3 separate regions of the Homo sapiens genome follow, and all the other regions are linked to region 2. A link is a contact called in ENCODE Hi-C or POLR2A ChIA-PET data. All regions are on one chromosome and are shown on one strand. The core of a region is the stretch at or near the end of the contact, and the rest is flanking DNA. Distances in the headings are between cores, read along the strand shown. Region 1 has its middle 7.2 kb from the start of SNORA31B. Region 2 holds the start of LINC00563 (long intergenic non-protein coding RNA 563). Region 3 holds the start of SLC25A30-AS1 (SLC25A30 antisense RNA 1).

What was found. Hi-C counts contacts between places; a loop is a spot of excess contacts on that map. ChIA-PET counts read pairs that join two places held with the same protein, here RNA polymerase II (POLR2A). Pooled maps may share reads with other maps.
Region 1: POLR2A ChIA-PET joins it to region 2 with 20 read pairs in activated T-cell. The contact joins the enhancer-like site here to the promoter of LINC00563 in region 2. POLR2A ChIA-PET finds 5 or more read pairs at or near these places in 2 of 52 experiments (OCI-LY7 and activated T-cell).
Region 3: a loop to region 2 is called in a map of natural killer cell, with 9 times the contacts of the local background. The contact joins the promoter of SLC25A30-AS1 here to the promoter of LINC00563 in region 2. A Hi-C loop is called at or near these places in 1 of 168 maps with a recorded cell type or tissue (natural killer cell) and 4 of 50 pooled maps. POLR2A ChIA-PET finds 5 or more read pairs at or near these places in 3 of 52 experiments (CD4-positive, alpha-beta T cell, CD4-positive, alpha-beta memory T cell and activated B cell).

Annotation. Positions count from the first base shown.
Region 1 is chr13:45,327,505-45,331,080 of GRCh38, reverse strand. No RefSeq gene overlaps it. Among named protein-coding and RNA genes, the nearest start is that of SNORA31B, 7.2 kb to the left of the region's middle. RefSeq lists an enhancer at 429-929. Within about 2 kb of position 1,285, at least 19 of the 41 ENCODE cell types and tissues checked have a DNase peak (open chromatin) inside an H3K27ac peak, as active enhancers do; they include OCI-LY7, where a contact is called at or near this core.
Region 2 is chr13:46,295,719-46,299,417 of GRCh38, reverse strand. It overlaps LINC00563 (long intergenic non-protein coding RNA 563), which reads left to right and starts at 1,574. Exons shown (of 1, transcript NR_047493.1): 1 at 1,574-2,973. The region is part of intron 2 of LOC105370194 (a long non-coding RNA gene); the gene reads left to right. RefSeq lists an enhancer at 1,787-2,986.
Region 3 is chr13:45,415,670-45,419,411 of GRCh38, reverse strand. It overlaps SLC25A30-AS1 (SLC25A30 antisense RNA 1), which reads right to left and starts at 1,250. Exons shown (of 2, transcript NR_047031.1): 1 at 674-1,250. SLC25A30 (solute carrier family 25 member 30) reads left to right here and starts at 1,039. Exons shown (of 10, transcript NM_001010875.4): 1 at 1,039-1,112. RefSeq lists enhancers at 635-824, 1,635-1,684 and silencers at 935-1,034, 1,075-1,404.

The DNA.
Region 1 (3,576 bases), core at 36-2,535, 970 kb after region 2:
ATTTTTTGAGACAGTCTTGCTCTGTCGCCAGGCTGGAGTGCAGTGGCACGATCTCGGCTCATGGCAACCCCCACCTCCCGGGTTCAAGTGATTCTCCCACCTCAGCCTCCCGAGTATCTGGGACTACAGGCACGCACCACCAGGCCCAGCTAATTTTTGTATTTTCAGTAGAGACAGGTTTCACCATGTTGGCCAGGACGGTCTTTATCTCTTGACCTCGTGATCTGCCTGCCTCAGCCTCCCAAAGTCTGGGATTACAGGTGTGAGCCACCATGCCCAGCCAGCGTACATATTTTTTAAATGTTTTCTGTGACATGGGAGCCTTTGTAAGGAAATGAGGACCCAAAGAAACAGGTGAGCTTGTGTATTTTTCTGTTTTGGTTTAATGAAGAGTGAACAGTTGTGCAAAAGTATTGGACAAAGCGGATGATCTAATGGTAAACTGGGGGGAACTTAGCAAGGCCTGTTTGTTCAGATTCTTCTCTGTGTTTCTGTGTCTTCAGAGATGAGGATATTTATTTTCCCTGGGTATATGGAGGGTACCTCTCGAATGAGAGTAATTTCTTTCTTTCTTTCTTTGAGACAGGGTCTCACTGTGTTGCCCAGGCTGAAGTGAAGTGCTGTGATCATAATTCCCCGTAGTCTCAAACTCCTATGCTCAAGAGATCCTCCCAACTCAGCCTCCCAAAGTGTTATGATTACAGGCGCCAGCCACTGTGCTGAGCCTACACCACACCTATTGAAACAGAATATTCAGCATTTAATATTTCGGGTTTTTTGTTTGTTTTTTGAGGGAGAGTCTCACTCTGTCACCCAGGCTGGAGTGCAGTGGTGCAATCTTGGCTCACTACAACCTCTGCCTCCTGGGTTTGAGCGATTCTCCCGCCTCAGTCTCCTGAGTAGCTGGGATTACAGGTGCCCACCACCACGCCTGGCTAATTTTTGTATTTTTAGTAGACACGGTTTCGCCGTGTTGCCCAGGCTGGTCTTGAACTCCTGGCCTCAAGTGATCTGCCCGCCTCAGCCTCCCAAAGTGCTGGGATTACAGGCATGAGCCACCGTGCCCAGCCAGAATATCCAGCATTTTAAAAACCCTTCTGGGATTTCAGCTCCCTGCTGGGGATTGAGGAACCACTATTGTAGCAGGAAGCATGGGAAGGAAATGAGCTCATGAGATAAAGGAAAACAGCTCAGGCAGCTGGCTTGTGGTTACTGCCCTCTTGCTAAAGCAACATATAAAGCGCCAGAGTGGAAAGGAATCTAATGCGCCTGTCCAGTGCTCAGCACCCTTGACTTCCGTCCCTCTTAACCACAGTGCGTGAAGGCCCTGCAGTTCCCCAGGTATGGCTTGGCCTCGTTTTCCACATTGTATGTTAATGCAATAATTTTGTTTTGTTTTTTTTTTTTTTGAGACGGAATCTCGCTGTGTCGCCCAGGCTGGAGTGCAGTGGCGTGATCTGGGCTCACTGCAAGCTCCCCCTCCCAGGTTCACGCCATTCTCCTGCCTCAGCCTCCTGAGTAGCTGGGACTACAGGCGCCTGCCACCACGCCCGGCTAATTTTTTGTATTTTTAGTGGAGACGGGGTTTTACCATGTTAGCCAGGATGGTCTTGATATCCTGACCTCATGTTCCTTGCCCTCAGCCTCCCAAAGTGCTGGGATTACAGGTGTGAGCCACTGCGCCCAGCCAACGCAATAATATTTTAATGCAGCCTAAACTGACATTTGCTTCTTTTGGGTAATATCAGACAGGAGACTTGTCTTGAATTTCTGCCAGCTAAAACTTGTCTTCATGCTTGCTGCTGAAACCAGGTCTGCCCCATCCACACACTGGTGCAGTTGGATTTTGGACTCACACGCAGGAACTTACACTGTGATACCTTTTTCTCACTTTGCATACCAGATGTCTCAGCATCCGATGTGTACTTTAGACATGTTCCTTCCTAATTCCTTTTTCTTTTCTTTTTTTTTTTTTTCATTCTATTTTAGCTCGGCTAAAACAAATAAAAGATAAGCGTCTGCATCAATTTGGCAGACTTACAAGAAAAAAAGGCATTCTTTCCATTTTGGAAGAAGGCATGTGGAATTAGTACTATGCAGTGGTGGTATTTTGAAATCTGGGTTCTAATAAAAGCCCAACCACTTGCTGTGAGAACTCCAGCATCTTAACCTCTCTAAGCCTCAGTATCTCCATCTAGAAAACAGAAACTCATACTTACCTCATCGGCTGATTTGGTAAGTAGAGGCTATCATAGGAGTGCCTTTACCATGAGAAATTCTTACAATACTGGTCTCTACTCTGAATCAGTGCAAAATACAGGATGCCTGTTCACATTCTCTGACTTGCAAAATACAGGATGCCTGTTCACATTCTCTGACTTTTGTGTAGCCTTGGGAAACTGCATCATGAATATGTTTTAGGGGTCAGGCGCAGTGGCTCACGCCTGTAATCCCAGCACTTTGGGAGGCCGAGGCAGGCGGATCACAAGATCAGGAGATTGAGACTATCCTGGCTAACACGGTGAAACCCTGTCTCTACTAAAAATACAAAAAATTAGCCGGGCATGGTGGTGGGTGCCTGTAGTCCCAGCTACTCGGGAGGCTGAGGCAGGAGAATGGTGTGAACCCGGGAGGCGGAGCTTACAGTGAGCCAAGATCGTGCCATTGCACTCCAGCCTGGGCGACAGAGTGAGACTCCGTCTCAAAAAAAAAAAAAAAAAAAAAAGAATATGTTTTAGGCCGGGCGCAATGGCTCACGCCTGTAATCCCAACACTTTGGGAGGCCAAGGTGGGCGGATCACAAGGTCAGGACTTTGAGACCAGCCTGACCAACATGGTAAAACTCTTGTCTCTACTAAAAATACAAAAATTAGCTGGGTGTGGTGGAAGGTGCCTGTAATCCCAGCCACTTGGGGGACTGCGGTGAGAGAATTGCTTGAATCCAGGGGGCAGAGGTTACAGTGAGCCCAGATTGCACCACTGTACTCCAGTCTGGGCAACAGAGTGAGAAGAGGTCTCAAAAAAAAAAAAAAAACTTTTTTAATCTATCCCTAGATTCTTCTTCAGGGTTGACAAGCAGTTTGATGTCACTTTAAAATGGGCAACTCATACCTTCCCTGTACCACGTGAAACTTTGTGTGCCTATATTCTTTTTTTTTTTTCCCCCCAAACAAACATTGCAGGGTTGATCCTAGTCTTGAAAGTTCGGGCCTTTCCTCTTGGCCTGTTTCTGGAGGAAATGCTCATGAGGTGGGTGAGAGGCGGATGACATCCTGTCGCTCTGGCCTCACCCTGGGGATGCCACATGACAGCACCGCAGCATTTTCAATAGGTGACCCATCTGCGAGGAGGAAGGAAAAATGTGCCCAAGGCCATTATGGAGAACAAACACCTATGCAGTTGGAGAATGCTGAAGACACCCAAGGGTGTTGTCCTCTCCCTCCTGAGAGAAGCTAAGAAGATCCAGGCTTAGAGTGCTACAGAAATAGAGATTTAGGATAGAAAAAAAGGAAGGATTTCCTAACTACCACCAGGGCTATGAGGCACTGATATGACTTACTTGTGAACACAGTTGTA
Region 2 (3,699 bases), core at 325-2,824:
TAATTTTTTGTATTTTTAGTAGAGACAGGTTTTCACCATGTAGAGACAGGAGATCAAGCCAGGATGGTCTCGATCTCCTGACCTCGTGATCTGCCCACCTCAGCCTCCCAAAGTGCTGGGATTACAGGCATGAGCCACCATGCCCAGCCCTGACTTTTGTAGAATTATATAGCAAGCTAGCTAGAGTGGGGGAAGAGTTGATGTATATGGCCATACCACTTAGTAAATTATCACAATTGTCCAGATGAGAGATAATGATGGCCTGGAATGGAATAGTGGCAGTGGAACCAGAGACATTGGAGAGACATGTAAGAGGTGGAGGTAGAACTGACAGGACTTTGTAAGTTATTGGAAGTGGAGTGTGGCTATGAAAACATAAAACACTTGAACCATTCAACTTAATCCATATCCTGTATGTGTGTGTGTGTGTGTGTTGGAGGAGGTGGGTATGCTCTCAGCAATAAGAAATCTATTTGCCTGGGGGTAAACAATGCTACTGTCATTGACTTCATAATAGCTGTAGTTTCTGCTTTGCTTTTTGAGATAAAGCAGTCCTGACTGGGCCATGAGGCTATTGAGGTAAAAACTTTGTTGTACTTACTAATAGAAAGAAGAATGCACTACTAATTAGAGAAATGCGAATCAAAACAACAATGAGATGTCATCTCACACTGGTCAGATTGGCTATTATCAATAAGTCAAAAAATAACAGATGCTGGTGAGGTTGCAGAGAAAAGGGAATTCTTATATACTCTTGGTGGGAGTGTTAATTAGTTCAACCATTGTGGAAACCAGTGTGGTGATTGCTCAAAGAGCTAAAAACAGAGCTACAATTTGACCCAGCAATTCCATTACTGGGTATATACCCAAAGGAATACAAATTGTTCTACCAGCATTTGTTCGGTTAGGTTGCAGTAACAAACAATTCCAAAATCTCAGGGACAATGACAAAGGATTATTTTTTGCTTACAATATATGTCAGCTAGGGTTGACTATAGCTCTGCTCTACATGTCTTCTTCATTCTGGTTTACAGGCTGAAAGATTCACCCCTACCTAGGACACCCCCTTCCTTCCCCTCCCTGCCCCCACATTTTTTAAGAGAAGAAAAAAAGCCATGGCTGAACTATGCAATGATTTTTGTTGTTGTTGTTGTTGTTGAGATGGAGTCTTGCTCTGTCGCCCAGGCTGGAGTGCAGTAGCGCACTCTTGGATCACTGCAACCCCCACCCCCTGGGTTCAAGCAATTCTTCTGCCTCAGTCTCCCTAGTAGCTGGGACTACAGGCGTGCGCTACCACACCCAGTTAATTTTTGTATTTTTAGTAGAGAGAGGGTTTCACCGTGTTGGCCAGGCTGGTCTTGAACTCCTGACCTCAAGTGATCTGCCCGCCTTGGCCTCCCAAAGTGCTGGGATTACAGGCGTGAATGACTTCCAAAACTTCTGCTGAGACATGGTATAAGCCATCTGCTCACATTCCATTAACCAAGGCAAGTCCCTGGACCCAAGTCTGATGTCAATAGTGGGAAGAAATGTATTCCACAGGAAGGCCCATGGCAGTAGACCTGGATGTATAATTTTCTTGCAGGGAGAGTGTAAATAATCTGGAAGAAATACTGCAGTCTATCACAGATCCCAAAGATAGTTTCATCATTTGTATTTTTACAAATACTTACTGGATACTATTCCTTTCTGTGAGGCAAGAACAACCAGCTGTCATTCTCTAAAAATTTTCAGATATTAAGCACATATTCACCTCTGAACTTTAATGTTTTTTCTACATCAGCATTATTCAGAATCTCATCCAGGAACTATTTGCTAACAATCTGCAATGAGATAAGAAGATTATGCCAGGAAGTAAATCAACACACTGCTTCCTTCACCACGAAAGCCTTGCTACAAAAAATCAAATGGCAGCAGTACTGAACAGTGCACTTACTGATGTAGTTGGTTAACATTTTGGCTTAAGCTCCTTATCTTGTCATGGACAGGTACCGAATACTCTGGACTGACAGAGGTCGACAAACTATGCTCTGAGTGGCACTGTTCTGCAGCAAAGTGGTTTTACCCATAAGACCATTCAATTATAGAATTTTAGAACTGAAAGATGTCTTAGACACCATCTAGTCCAAGTTCCTGGTTTCACAGCCGAGGATCCTTAGAACCTGAAAGTTTTAGCAAACTTCCCAAAGCCACTTAGTGGTTGTGATGCAATATGAAGTAAAGGCCAACTGTCCTGACTCTTTCCAATCACCACCATGCCCTGAAATTCCTGAAGGAAGCAGAATTTCCTCTGAGGTTTCTGCTGAGTCATATGCAGGCTCCATCTGATGTAGAGATTCAGTAGAAGGGGCCAGGTTGCCTCCTGATGGGGGCAGCGTGTGGAGGATGAGCCTGGGCTTACTTGGCAGACAGATCTGGTCATGTTCCAGCTCTATCTCCTACTTGCAGAATGTCTTCGGGAAAATTACCTACATTCTCAAAGCCTCAGATTCTTGCTTTGTCAACATTCCTTGAAGATTGCTAAACTGAAGACTCTGGTGTTCCCTTTTGTGATAGGGAGAATAATAGCCCCCCAAAGATATCTACATCCTAATCCTTGGAACCTGTGACTATGTTATGTCACATGGCAATGGGAGACTTGAGGTTCCAGACTGAATTAAGGTTGATAATCAGCTGACCTTGAGATGGTGAGACTATCTGGGATCATCTGGGTGGGTCCAATGTCATCACAATGTTCCTTATAAGAGAGAGGCAGGAGAGAAAGAATCAGAAAGGCGGCAGCATGAGGAAGGCTCAGCCTGACATTGCTGGCTTAGAAGATGGAGGAGTGAGGCCATGAGCGAAGGAATGCAGGAAGCCTCTAGAAGCTGGAACACACCCCTGCTGACACCTGGACTTGTACCTAGTGAAACCCATTTCAGACTTCAGACCTCCAAAACTGTGCAGTAATAAAGCTGTTTTGTTTTAAGCCACTGATTTGTGGTAATTTGTTAGAGCAGCAATAGGAAAGGAATTCACCATTCATCTGAACATTGCTATTGCCTCCCTAGAGCAACTGTTACATCATCTTTTGGAAGATACAGCTTTTTTGAAGACACGTTTTATAGTGGTATTATTTGGCAGAATCTGCTCTAACACAAGCTAGCCAAGGCAGGAAGTCTGCTTCTTTAGAGGGCATAGTTTCTCTCTTGCTGTTTCTCAATCCTTTTTAGCTGTTTTAGTCATAGCTGGTCAAAAACAATGGTTTGCATTTAGGGGTCATTGCACTTGGGAATTTAAATGTACTCTAAAATAGCTGATAATCGGATTTTTTCCTCTTGCTTGATCATCAGTTTTAGTTAGAGCTGCAGTCTTTCTAACAGTGCTGCCCTTTTGCACTGTGTCAGACACTATTTGCCAGGGAAGAATTGAGGTTACATGGTGCCTGGCAGTGGTGGCAGACAGTTTGTGGTCTCCACACCTTGCAACACTGATCATCCTGTTTGATGCAACTCTTTGACGCAGTGTGAAAGGCGTTGCAGCAGGAGGAGGCGTCTCTGTTTGACCTATTTCCTTATATTTGAGCACAGATGTTGGGATTTGAATGCTTGATAATCAGATATACACTAAGTTGCATAAAATTCTCAGCATGCACTGACACAATAACACCGGTGATGAATTTGTTAGAAGAAGAGAAAAAGCACAGAGTGAGGCTCAAAG
Region 3 (3,742 bases), core at 1-2,500, 880 kb after region 2:
GGGAGGCGGAGGTTGCAGTGAGCTGAGATGGTGCCATTGCACTCCAGCCTGGGCAACAAGAGTGAGGCTCTGTCTAAAAACAAAACAAAACAAAAATATACCTGGGTATGCTTGAACACAAACACTGCCATACCGTTAAAAATGTTATATATTAATATATAAATAAATATTTACATATATGTATATTAGATATATATGTAAAGATTTCTACTCATAGTACGGTTCTTTTAATTTTTTGTTCTGTTTGGACATTTTCTTTCTTTTTTTTTTTTTTTTTTTTTAAGAGGGAGTATCACTTTGTCGCCCAGGCTGGAGTGCAGTGGCGCGATCTTGGCTCACTGCAACCTCCGCCTCCCGGGTTCAAGCGATTCTCCTGTTTCAGCCTCCCGAGTGGCTGGGATTACAGGCACCCGCCACCAGGTCTGGCTTTTTTTTTTTTTTTTTTTTTTTTTTTTTTTTTTTTTTTTTTTTGAGACGAAGTCTCGCTTTGTTGCCCAGGCTGGAGTGCAGTGGTACGCTCTCTGCTCACTGCAATCTCCGCCTCCCAGGTTCAAGCGATTCTTCTGCCTCAGCCACCCAAGTAGCTGGGATTATAGCGCCCGCCGCTATGCCCGGCTAATCTGTATATTTTCAAGCTAAAAGCTGGGGTATAAAAAAATAAGGGCAAGTTTACTTCCATCCAACTGTGAAGGTTCACGGGGGCACCGTGAGAAGGTTGCCCCCTGCGAAGGTTGCTTTTCCACGGTTCTCGATGCGTTCCCCAAATTTCTCTTCCACCTCCCAGTCGATATCGGAGGCCACATCAGGTGTCACCGAGTCCCGGGCAGCTCCCTCAGGCAGCGGCAGGGGAAGATCCTGAGGGGCACTTGGGACGGGCCCCGCCCCTCCGTGTCCCCATCTGGGGCTGTCAGGGGTGTGGCTAGTGCTGGCAGAAACCAATGGGAGCTGAGGAGGTCGCGTGTTTGCGCGGACGGGGCGGGGCGGCGCGGGGCTGCGTGCAGGCTCGTGGGTCTGCCCCGCCCGCGACGGCATTTTTTCCTTTTCTCCAGCGGCCTCAGGTTCTTGTTACAACTGAGTCCGGGTTGGAGGAGGTGTGGGGCCGCTGCCGCCAGGTAAGTCCTGGCCCGTGCCTCCTCCTGCCGGCCCCGCTTTCTCTGCGGCTCCTGGAACCCGGGCCTGGGGTAAGGTTGGGCTGCGATTTCCGAGGAGCCTCCTTTGCAACCGGGCGTGCTCGGGGCTGCCTGTGCTCTCCACTTCGCAGGCCGGGCCGGGCTCGGCGGGGCGCGAGGTTCCGGGGACTGGGGACAGGGCTCTGCTTCTCGGGCTGCTGCCTCCTTGGGTCGGGCCGGTGCCGCGGGGCCCCCATCGCTGTTGGCGTGGGGTGATTCCTGTTCCAGGGTCATTCAGATCCGAGTGCGAAGCCCGTCCTGGCATCTCCGCGTCTGCTAACGAGCCCCGGGCTTGCAACCCTGCTTGTGCGTCCCTCCCACTCGTGCGTTCATTCAAACGGCAGCCTGAGCGCCCGCGAGCTTCGCACTGTGGGAGAGGGCACACCACATTCGGAATCGCTCGTGGCACACAGGCTGGGAGGAACTTGCCTGGAAAGTTAATGTACCTCTGGGTTTTGAAGTCTTTCTAGGTGCACTTTCATGTAAAGCAGTTGCAGTGATTAGCATTTTTGTTCTGCGCAAGAGTAGCAAACAATGTTGGCACTGCCCTGCGGATTCGGCTTGCGGTGCTACTTGGGTAGTGAGAAAGTTGAAAGGCATGAATCTTGCTTTTGGCTTTGCCGTTGCGAAGCTTTGTGACCGCGGGCTCAGTTAATTAACGTGAAACGAGATGATAATTTCGAAGATTTCTTTTAAACCCGGCTTTTTGTAAGTCTGTGATGAGCTTAGTTTTCCTTCTGCACCTTTAAAAAGAATAGGAAATAGGAAAAGTTCATGAAAGGGCATTATTGAAAGGGCAGTCGGTCCAGCAAGGAACAATAAATGTATGAGAGCACATTAAAGGCTGTGCAATTACAGTTTTAAGACTTAAGACTAAAAAGGGAACAGGAAGTAAAACTGAAAGAACTTACCAAGAATTAAATAAGAGAAACGGCTGGGAGCGGTGGCTCAGGCCTGTAATCCCAGCACTTTGGGAGGCCGAGGCGGGCGGATCACCTGAGGTCAGGAGTTCGAGACCAGCCTGGCCAACATGGAGAAACTCCGTCTCTACTAAAAATACAAAATTAGCCGGGCGTGGTGACGGATGTCTAATTCTAGCTACTCGGGAGGTTGAGACAGGAGAATCGCTTGAATCCAGGAGACGGAGGTTGCAGTGAGCCGAGATCATGCTATTGTACTCCAGCCTGGGCAATAAGAACAAAACTCCGCCTCTAAATAAATAAATAAGAGAAACTTGGAAAGCGTTCAAAAGTACGAACAGCTAGTATTATATTTAATTACCTCCCTTTACAGCTGTACACATGAGGTCAGGTGGGTGAAAATAAATACTAAGCAACCATGTAAGAGAAAATGTAGACAGGATGTGTAACTTAGCATATATCCTAAGTGTAGGGAGAATCCTTTGAAATTCTTAATTTGTATAGACAATTTCATTCAGAAAACTTGTTTTTAACCTTTATTTATTATTTGGGACAGGGTCTTGCTCTGTCACCCAGGCTGCTAGAGTGCAGTGTCATGGTCTTAGCTCACTGCAGCCTTGAAGTCCTGGGCTTATGTGCCCCTTCCACCTCAGCCTGCGGAGTAGCTGGGACTAGAGTCGCGTACCACCATACCTAGATAATGTTTTGGATTTTTTTAGTATAGGTGGTCGTCTCATTCTGTTGCCCAGGCTGGTCTTGAACCCCTGGCCTCAAGCTATTCTCCAGCCTCAGCCTCCCAAGTAGCTGGGATTACAGGTATGTGTGACTAGCCCAGCTAACATTTTTGTTGTTGTTTTTTTACTTTGTATTTTTCACTTTTTTTTGTATTTATTTATATATTTATTTATTTATTTGAGATGGAGTTTTGCTTTTGTTGCCCAGGCCGGGGTGCAGTGGTGCGGTCTCAGCTTACTGCAACCTCCGCTTCCCAGGTTCAGGCAGTTCTCTTGCCTCAGCCTCCCGAATAGCTAGAATTACAGGCGCCCACCACTATGCCTGGCTAATTTTTGTATTTTTAATAGAGACAGGATTTCACCGTGTTGGCCAGGCTGGTCTCGAACTCCTGACGTCAGGTGATCCACCCGCCTCGGCCTCCCAAAGTGCTAGGATTACAGGCATGAGCCACCGTGCCCGGCCTGTTTTGTTTTTAACTTTAAAAAATTTGGACCGGGCGCCGTGGTTCATGCCTATAATCCCAGCACTTTGGGAGTCGGAGGCAGGCAGATCACAAGGTCAGGAGTTCGAGACCAGCCTAACCAACATGGTGAAACCCCATCTCTACCAAAAATACAAAAATTAGCTGGACGTGGTGGCACGTGCCTGTAATCCCAGTTACTCAGGAGGATGAGGCAGGAGAATTGCTTGAACCTGGGAGGCAGAGGTTGCAGTGAGCTGAGATAGCACCACCGCACTCCAGCCTGGGTGAAAGAGCGAGACTCAGTCTCAAAAAAAAAAAAAAAAAAAAATTATTCAGCCAGGCACCAACAGCTTTCTTTCTTTTTTTTTTTTTTGTGATGGAGTCTCGCTCTGTCACCCAGGCCACAGTGCAGTGGCGCCATCTTGGCTCACTGCAACCTCTGCCTCCCGGGTTCA